2 separate regions of the Homo sapiens genome follow, and region 1 is linked to region 2. The links are chromatin contacts, found by Hi-C or POLR2A ChIA-PET in ENCODE. All regions are on one chromosome and are shown on one strand. Each heading gives the region's core, a stretch centred on a gene start or an enhancer-like site at or near the end of the contact. The rest is flanking DNA. Distances are from core to core; before and after follow the strand shown.

Region 1 (5,051 bases), core at 839-3,338, 120 kb after region 2:
AGTTGCAACAGTATGCCCTGTTATCCAAGGCAGAACTATATTGGGTACCAAACAGCTGTTTGTGGCTCTTATTACTTTGAAATATTTCAAATTTCTCTCTTTGTTTTTTGGCCCATAACTCAGTGGCTCATTTCTTACTCACACGTAACAATATGTGTGGCATATATGATGTAAAATCTCCCTGATGTGTGTGGGGCAGGGTGGAGAATGAGAGTGAAAGAGAAGATGTGTTTGGGAAAGATGTAATCTTGATACTAGAATAATTTTTTTAACAATCAGATTCAAGAGTCTTCTCTTCCTTGAAACCTTGTGAAATTCGACCAGGCCAGAGCTGAGCTGGATGTTTTCAGTTTGTTGAGAGTATACAAAAGAGAGGAGCTGGCTTCTTGACAAATTTCAATAAGGGTTCTTTTCCTCTCCATTTATTTTTAAAAGATATAAACTGCAAAAGTCTAAAGCCCAAACATTCCCTAGGCGACAAGCTCAGTATCCAAGTAATTTCCTTGATGCTGTGGGTTTTAACTTTCACCTCCTTGTATTTTATAAATATCTGTGGCAAGGGAAGAGACTGTAAAACTTGCTAGGAGAGTTTGGCAAAGGAACGTATAATTTGTGTGGCATAATGTTAGAATTACACGATCCTCCCTGACTAGAACTGGATAGTTGTCATGTGTGTTAAATATAGTTACTTGAATTAGCTGTACTTTCAGCTATACGCCTTGCAATAGCTCAAAAGCATTTTTTTTTCCAAATAGCAAAAGAACAACTTTGGAGAAGTATTTTTACTTGTATTGCTATTATATACAGCTCTTTTGACAAAAACTATAATTACTCGATAGCTTCCTAGATGCTCTAACCTATTTGGCACTTGATTATATTGTCTGCTCTTGTCCTCTAATTGTTTCACGTGGGTAAGTTGAGTCTCCTTAAATAGACAGTAATTTTCTCAAAGGCAGGGACCATAGCTTTGACATTTTTTGTAGCACCTGGCGATGCTGGGCACACAGCCTCTTGACTCTACAACAGTTTGAGCAGCAAGCCTCGTGCTTGGGCATAAGGGCTCTGTAGTCATTCAGATGTGGGTCTGAATCCCAACTCAGCGACTAACTTTCTAGTTGGGCAACTGTTGGCCTGACTTTCCTTATCTGTAATATGGACCTAATAATAATAATACCTACCCCCAGTGTTGTTTCAAGGATTGGATGAGATCACCTGTGGCTCTTATGACAGCCTAGATCCAGGGCAAGAGCTCAAAGCATTTTAAGTATGATTATTACTATTCAGCTGTTGGTAAAATATACCAGGGAAGGAGTGAAGCTACATTCTAAGTGTATCATCATTTTCTTCACATTTACTAGCATTTATATTTAATACCTCTAGTGTGGTAGGTGTTAAACATTTAAATAAAAGATATTATTTTCACTCCCTATGACCCCAAGATTTCATTTTTGGTGCAAGGCTACTGAGGGGTTCCTTTACATGGACAAAGGCATACATAAAACAATGAGAAAAATATGTCTCTAGTGGGGAAAGGGAAGTGACGGCTGTATTTTGTAAACTCTATGAAAAAGGGAACTGGTCTTTCCTTTTTCTTCTCTGTTTTGTTATACTCAGTTGGTGATTCAGAGCTTTGAATGGAATAGTTTCTTAGTTCTTATCATTATATTAAGGGCATTAGAATAACATCTATGATAGGTATATTTTAAATCCTAAGCCATGAAAAATTCAAGCATTTGACATTTGTTGGGGTGTATTTGGGGGAGCAAGGGGAAAATTTGCATCACGAGAACAATCCTGGCCAGAGTTGGCTCCTAGGGTAATCACAAACACATGGATTCAAAAATGTCACCCAGAACATATAAATCACAAGCCCGGCTTACCTTCTGTTGCTTTGTTGACAGCTAAAAGAGTACTCAGTACCTTGGAGAAATTGACCCCTGAATAAAGGTCATCAGGATCAAATATCTATGAGAAAGGAAAATTGAAACCGTAAGACACTACAAGTATTCAACTCAACAAACAAAACTATCAAAAGGCCACTTCCTCCAGCTCTCCGGAAAAAAAAAAAAAAAAAAAAAGTGTAGAAGCCAAGACACAAACCTCCATATACCTTTGGGAGAAATGAGAGCAGCAGTTGAGCCGCCTAATGACATGTGGCAGGCCATCAGTGAGTCAGAGCAAAGCAGTAATGGGAAATGAGAGCCAAGCTGAGAAGGCAGCGCCCACCAGGAAATAAACAGTGCATACTCAGACCCACTCTTCTGGCCTGAATGTATCAATAGTTTCAGCCCAGTTACAGGAAGCTCATATGCATGGGTTACAATCAATGCCCATCACCTACATAATGTCCTCGACAGTCCATAAATAAGGAGGTGGAGCCTTTTTGACATGGTTGCATCTGTACAGTTTATTAGCTGTGCCTAGTTGAGTCACTGTCAAAAGTGCCTTTTTCTCTGCTCTCCTTCCTCCCAACTGCCACCCGCTGCATCCCAACTGCCTAGGATCCCAATTCCATGTTGCCCAAACTTTCTGCCCAGGTCTGCCTTTTGCTCCCAGCTTCAGTTCTGTTTCTGCTGTTTGACCTTGCCCCTCTCAGCTCATCATGAATTCAAGTATTTGCCTGCCTGGGCCTATGGGCTCTTCCTGGCTTTAGATGACTTTCCCAAATATGACCTCTGGCCTGTCTAATACTACTCAACTCTTGGCAAAAAACACATTAAGGAAATACATTTCACTTTACCAGTCAACTGTCAATCTGATATGCTATTGTCCCCAGTGAAGATACCAATCAGATGTTGTTTTCAATACAATTTACCTGTTACCTTTGAAATGTAGTCAGTGTGTTAAAATATATTGAGTCTCAAATATGTATATTTGAAATTAGAAGTGTTCTCATGCACAGGTACAATCTATTAATTTGCCAGCCAACAATGTAAGTATGCATATCTGAAGGTAACCAGATGCCCACCTTCTGGATGGAAATGCCCCTTCTAAAAACATTTTGTTCCAGGATGTCTAGAAGTCTCTTAAAGAAAACAGATTGCATCATTTTTTCCCCAAATGTGGTGATGGAAATAAAATGTACCTTTTCATATGGGACATGATTGGTAATGGGCATAGGATTTTAAAGGGTCTGTCTTCCCATTAGGTAGAGCCATTTGTTCCATTTTTAAGCTGCATATTTTCTGGGAACCATATCAAGACAAATTTCTATCTTTTTTGTACATGTTCTTGAAAACCTATAATCTGTTTTTAGAGTGAAAATATATAATATCAATTTTTCACGTTTTGGGGGGTCAATAAAGATACATGCAAATGCAAACCTACACAAGTCTGCCTATTCTAGGATTCACTGCTTTATTCATTTAATCAATGAATATTTTGCATTCAAAGTTAAAATGACCAAAAAGCCCAGATGCATCTAAAAATGAGACATTAATATATTTCTGGTAAAAGAGTAATGCTAATATTACTAAAGAGTTAAACAACAACACATTCCAAATATATTTCTGAATGCTACAATATAAAATTCAAACTTTTCCAGAAATACATTGACAAGAGTTTTGTTTTAGTTTGTCAAAGCCTGGGTGAACAAGAGGCAATAGACTAGAGAGAGTGTCTAGTATCTCCGGGGATTTCAGACTTATTGAGTCTCCCTTAGAACTGATCAACTGGGAAAATGTTAATGACATGTATGCCAAAATAGTAGCAAAGCAAAAAAAATCACTTGTTTTTAGCCCATCAGTCCTAATGGGAGTGTGCATGTGTGTGTGCATGTGGATACATGTTTTGGGTGGGTGTGGTAGAGATGAGTAGATCTAAAATAATAAGCAGAAGTTAAATATTAGCAGAATAAGGCATGAGAGCAAAAGTTGTGATAAAAAACCTCTCCCTCTGGTTTTAGTTGTTCCTTATCCAGGGTTATTAAATGCCTATACATGGCAACACTGGTATTATTCACTTGTACAAGTACTTGACTGATTTTGAAAATAAATAAACTAATCAGAAAATGAAATGTGCATCAAGAAGAGTCATTGCATCTGCTTGAGGGAAGTTTCCTGAACTGTACTCGGTTCTCTTTTGAGAAAACCCCAATATACTCAAGTTTATCCATGGACACTGTTCTTGCTGCAAGCCTATTCTGAGGCACTAGAAACTACAGAGGAAGGAGTTGGAAGAAGCCTCTGGGAACTGCTAGAGAAAGCAACGCCTAAGCATTATTATTTCAGAGTAGCTGGAGAATCAGATACAACCACAAACACCCTTCACCACACTATACCTTCTAAGTCCTAAATTGAATGATATTGAAAATTCCACCCTAGATCTTTCTTCCATGCACTTCAGAGAGCTCCCCTATGAAAATGGAAATATTATCTGGAGGGATCACAACATTTTCAGCCACTATCAGTTATTTATGTCTTAGTGGAAATGAGCAGTGTGAGACCAAGTTTAGAGATGTTGATGTGGAGAAAGACTAAGGGCTCTGGTCCCCAAATAGGAGAAAGCAAAGGAGAATTCCCCAATGTAGAGAGGGTGTGAGAAGAACAAGGAAAGGTAGATTAAAGTACAGACCACTTTTTCTAGGACTAATCCCACTCATTTATACATCCAAAATAGAGAACCAATTCCCTTTTCTGTCTGCAAAGCACTGGAACTTGTTAAAAAGGTAATGTAAATTTGCACATTTATGCTGTATGTAATTTTCCAAAGTCATTTTCAATGAAATTTTTCAAAGTCAAAGTCAAATCATGGCAAAGTCATGATGATACTCATCTTCTAGTACCCTGTGCAAGCCTCACTAGTCTGTTCAGTGTCTCTGGTTTGTGACTGAGTCCCAGATTAGCTGAACTTTCTTTATACCTATTTTGGTGCACAAAAAGCCAGTTAGTTCCAGTTAGATCCGTGAAGGTCAGATGAACAGCAGGATTCCCTCCCTCCATTCATCTTACCACTACTGTGACTCAGACAAGAAAAAAGTATTACTTCTTAGACTACGGCTAGATGGTGTCAAGGTATCATTCCTGCAATCAGATGATGCAATGTTCAAATCT
Region 2 (5,231 bases), core at 2,237-4,736:
GAACTCTATATTAGAAAGCTCCAAAGAATAAAAAAGGGCATGATTATCTTTTTTTCTTGATTCAGAAGAGCACATTCTGTCAACAAAATATTACTTCATGCACGTGGAGCGTTCTCACGAAACATTCATCTGTCCTTATGAAATGTTGAATTTTGCAAATAAAAGGTATATGGTGCATAATTTTAATATTGAATTGATGGAATTTCCTCCCTGACATCTGAGTTCTCTTGCTTAACAAACACTTCTCTCTTCACTAAGCAGCCCTATACTCAGGTTTGTTTCTACTCTTCTGCTCTTCTCTCCACTCCTCACCCGTCTCACCTCCACTACCAGTTGCTCATCCCTATTTATTGTTGGACTAAACAAAGATGACATGGTATGCATTGAATTGTGTCCCTTGAAATTAATGGATCAGAATCTCTGGTGTTGGAGTCTTGGGATTTGCATTTTAATGAGTTCCACTGCTCTAAGATCTCCTTCACCTTCACATTTCATGAGTCTATAACATATTATCCACTTTGCCCCATCCCCATAATCTATTTAGAAACAGGATCATGTCTGGGTCTTGTGCTGCTCTTGCCTTCTGGTTTGATCCTTAGTACTACTGGTGATTGAAATCCTAACCCTGGTACTTCAAAATATGACCTCATTTGGAAATATGGTTATTGCAAATGTAATTAGTTAAGATGAGGCCCCACTGGCGTAGGGTGAGCTCTTAATCCAATATAACTGCTGTCCTTATAAAAAGGGGAAATTGGGAGACAGACACGAACACACATACAGACACACGCACACACACACACACACACACGCACACAGAGACAGAGAGAGAGAGAGGGAGAGAGAGAATGCTATGTGAAGATGAAGGCAGAGATCGTTATGAATGCATCTACATACCAAGGAACACCAAAGATTGTCAGCAAACCATCAGGAGAGAGATAAAACAGACCCTCCCTCTGCATCTCCAAAAGGAACCAATCCTGCTGACACTGTGATTTTGTACTGCCAGTCTCCATAGTTGTGAAACAATAAATTTCTGTTGTTTAAGCCACACCCAGTTTATGGTACTTTGTTACAGCAGCCCTAGCAAACTAATACGCTATATATATGTGGTCAATTAATATTTTTGTTTTTGGCTAGGTAAGGTGACCAGATGTTCAAGTTTTTAATACTGTGTATATGTCAAGGGGTCGGGTCTCCTGGGGAAAGTTCTCAACAGAATAGATATATTCGAGGGCCCAGGGATCCAGATGTGTAACTGGATGTGAAATAGCTGGCTGGCTTAGCCAACAGAAATGACACTTTGTCCTTACAGCCTGGCACTCTGGCCCCAAGGAAGTCTGTGTTGCAGTTCAGTCAGTTTACAGGGAACAATGAAGCTGAGGGGGCCAGATCCTTCTTGTGGGTGCCCCTCCCCTGCTAGCACAGCCCATTCAGTCTAAAGCTTCTAGTGAGCAGTAATACTGGCTGTAGCTGGAAACAACAGGCCAACTGGAATCCTTGGCCATTGGTACACACTCACATGGAAAGCCCGGAAGGAAAAAGGACTCTCACTAGGACCATCACAGAGAGGAAAAGGCCCTGGGCTGAGTAACCTGGCATCTTAATTTTGTTCTCAAGGCCCTTGAGCAAATGACCAATGTCTCAGGGCCTCTGTTTGCTACTTTGTAAAATAAATGGGCTCTATAACCATCCTGCTAAGGTAGGCTTTCTCAAAGTAGCCCAGCATGGACCACTGGCAGCACAATCACCTGATGTATTTGTTCCCAGCCCGGATCCACTGGATCAGAATCTCTGGTGTTAGAGTCTTAGAATCTGCATTTTTAATAAGTTTCATTGCTCTAAGATCTCCTTCACCTTCACATTTCATGAGTCTATGATGTATTACCCACTCTGCCCCATCCCTATCATCTATTTAGAAACAGGATCATGCCTGGACCCCATGCTGCTCTTAGCTTCTAGTTTGATCCTTAATACAGCTGATGATGTCCTCAAGTGCTTTCTAGCTGTGAAAGCCATATTTCCACTTCCAGCAAAGAATGATCCAGAGCAAGGAGAAAAGCAAAAATAAAGCTTTAGTGAGAAATAGTTTTGAAAGTACTAGCTTAACATAAACTTTTGATATTGCCTGGCTTTTAATTTTCCAGAACCTGTTTGTCCCTCATGAACACAAACGATCAGTAGGTACCCTCACTATTTCCTTGAACTCATTCCTTTGACCAAAAAAAAAAAAAAAAAAAAAAAAACGGAGAGAAGGGTAGGTTCACTAATCATTTGAGTTCTACCAAACATCACATAATTGTTTTGCATATCAGTATTTTGTCCTTTCCTGCTAAAGGTCTTTCCTTGGGTTTGCAAATAGAAGTTTGAGAAGAGTCCTGGTACTGACTGAGCTTTCTTGGTAATGTCACGAAATTTCCAACCACAAAGTCAATCTTCATTTGAGTCAGAGCAATTAGAGGAAGACTAATGGCTGTGGACAAACTACTGAAATATTTTACTGAGGAAGCTAAGTAGGCAATTCAAATGGGAGAGACTTTTTGTAAGGGTGGAGTACCATCTGCCACCTTCTAGCAGGGAAATGAACAGAAGCTGTTCTTAAAGATGAGGAAAAAATTTGAGTATTCAAGATTCCCTCTGACGAACTGTAGGGAATGGCATTGAAGGATGTTTTACTGGGCCTTATTGTGACACCTGTTTTTCACAGTATTTCTATAATTCAAAGTTTAAACTTTGATTTTCAAATCATCTGGCATTGCCCACATTCCAGTACCTGGGATGCTTGAGTTTGGTTCCTCAGGAAAAGCTGCTTATTTCAATTGATCTAGGAAACTATTGACCAAAGTCAATAACTCTTGGGCTCAGTTTAAAAAACATACTGTAGAGTCAGTTAGAAAAGCACAGAAAGGTCTTTTTTTTTTAGCAGAATGTTGGCTAAAGGGCTAGTACCCTGTTTAGAAGTCAGAATAGCTCTTAGTATACCCAAAGACACCAAATGTTCAAATGACTTTTTTCGCTTGAGAACACAATGGTGCTGGTGGCTTTGTTATTTCCTGAGGTTTGGCAGCCAGTGATGAAGATTTCCTTGTATCAAGAACATGCTTCTTTCATGTAATCTAGGATACTAAAAAGGGTCCATCCTAATAAAAGAGGCCCATGATGCAAATGGTTTGGGTTGGCAATTCCTGTGCAAATCAACAACCACAAATTATAGATTTCAAAGAGTCCTAAGCATTAACTGGCCTCTAAGTAAAACTTAGGGTTAGAGGTTTTCAGCAATGTGACAAAATGCAGTCATTCTTATCAGGATTATAGAGTCTCAGTGACACTTCCATCAGCTGAGCCAGTTAGTGTCAGAAAGATTCTGCTTCTCATGTTGGGATTTAACTTGATGTCCTCCAAGTTGCTAGAATCTTCTTAATTGGTTACCACGGGGGTGGGGTGTAAACCCACCGGGGCACACTCTCCAGCAAACCAAACAACCAGATTAAAAGGATGTGGGAGAGGCTTACACACACACAACCCCCACATCAAGGCCACTGAAACACCTCTTTAGCTGGGAGTAGGTCATGTAGGTGATAGGTGCCAATATAGGATCTAAGTTTGAGGGTGGGAGACTTGGGTCACTAAAAATGACTCATCCAGTGGTACTCATACATACTCCATTTCTCGTGAACTTGATGCGGCTCATGCAGCTCCAACTTAAGGGTCTTTGAAGAAATGACTATCCCTGCCAGAAAAAGTAAAAGCTCTTTGAGGACAGAAGTCATATCTTGAACCTCTTAACCTTGTATCTATTGCAGAGAAATAGGAGAAAAAACACAATTTCACAGTGATGTGATGTCATTAAAGGGAAATATTTTATCATCTTGCCTTCTAAAACAGTGGCTATTAAAATATGAGGCAACATAGAAAAACGCTTATTAGGAAAGGCTAAGTGAAAAAAAGCAGGATGCAAAAATTACATGTATTCTATTATTATAACCATGAAAAAAATATATAAAAATAAGACTAAGAAGGAAATATGACAACAATAGTTATGTTAGAAAGGTAGGTTTTTGAGTAATTGGTAATTGTATTCCTTTTCTCCTTTTTTGGTAATATTGTTAAATTACTTTTATGCTTTTTCAGAATTTTATTTAAAAGAGGGGTTTCTGTGCAGGTATTATACAATCAAGTCCCCAGGCTGAAACCATGAGTTGATTTTTCCCCTCACCTACCCCAGTCTTCCAGAAACAGAGAATCTCAATGGGTTGAGCAATAATCCATCCTCTAAGGGTTGCCCAGGAGAGGCACTCAGCTGGGCTCTTGGCTCTCAGTAATAAGGCCAGAGAAACTGAGTCACCCCAGCCCAAGAGCCATCAGCCTCATTCCCTTCTGTTCCTCTAAGTTGAAGCCTTGGTGCAACCCATTTTTATGAGTGCCTGCCAGGGTGGTTTTAGAAAGCTGAGCCTCAGGAGGAGGATAAGGAACAGTTGGGAGCACCCAATTTCAGCTCAGTGTGGATGGTCCTCAAGTAGGGAAGACAGAGGAAATGTGCATTGGGTACAAGATGGCGCCTCCTCTTCCTGGGAAGGAAGATGACCTTTGTGGCTAAGATTTTCCACTTAGAGCTTTTCCTGGTCTCACAGATCATCAAACGAATCACCAGATTTACCAAAATATTTTTGTGGGGGCCGCTTACTACATTGACCAAAAATATCTCAAAAATACGTTTAAGCCCATTTAGCCATTGTTTATTAAAAAAATGCGGAGTGAAGGTATAGGGCACCAAAGATTCATACCTTGCCCTTGTTCTGCAGCTCATAAACTAATTGAGGAGACAAAAAACAGTTAAGTACCATTGCCTGGTGCTACATAATTAAGTGCCAGGTAAATGGAAGAGAATTCCTAGGCTATCAAACAACAACCTCTGCGAATTACTCCACCACCCTCCAGGCTTTGGAGCTCTTGCCACTTGATTAGGTTTCAGTACTTGATGGTTATGGAAAGTGCCTGAGAGCCAGTGTTCAAATCAACTTGTTTACAAAATCAGTTCCTAACAGGGACAAATTTGGAAACCAATGGAAAAGTGCACAGGGATAAAGCAGGTATAAAGTTATATACTCCATGTGATTCCAGTGATGCCAAATATATGTGTATTTATTTCTTTATTGAGAGAGAATGCATGCGAGCCAGCAAGTCTAGAAGGAAATACTCCAAAATGTTATCAGTGGTTATCTTTAGGTTGT

Evidence for each region. A loop is a pair of places that touch in the nucleus more often than their neighbours do. ChIA-PET counts read pairs that join two places held with the same protein, here RNA polymerase II (POLR2A). Pooled maps may share reads with other maps.
Region 1: a pooled map shows a loop between it and region 2 (2.1-fold over the local background). The contact joins two enhancer-like sites. A Hi-C loop is called at or near these places in 4 of 50 pooled maps. POLR2A ChIA-PET finds 5 or more read pairs at or near these places in 2 of 52 experiments (T-cell and activated naive CD4-positive, alpha-beta T cell).

The regions. Positions count from the first base shown.
Region 1 is chrX:136,745,628-136,750,678 of GRCh38, forward strand. It overlaps ARHGEF6 (Rac/Cdc42 guanine nucleotide exchange factor 6), which reads right to left. Exons shown (of 22, transcript NM_004840.3): 3 at 1,881-1,965. Among named protein-coding and RNA genes, the nearest start is that of ARHGEF6, 33 kb to the right of the region's middle. Within about 2 kb of position 2,089, at least 3 of the 41 ENCODE cell types and tissues checked have a DNase peak (open chromatin) inside an H3K27ac peak, as active enhancers do.
Region 2 is chrX:136,624,030-136,629,260 of GRCh38, forward strand. No RefSeq gene overlaps it. Among named protein-coding and RNA genes, the nearest start is that of LINC00892, 13 kb to the right of the region's middle. Within about 2 kb of position 3,487, at least 3 of the 41 ENCODE cell types and tissues checked have a DNase peak (open chromatin) inside an H3K27ac peak, as active enhancers do.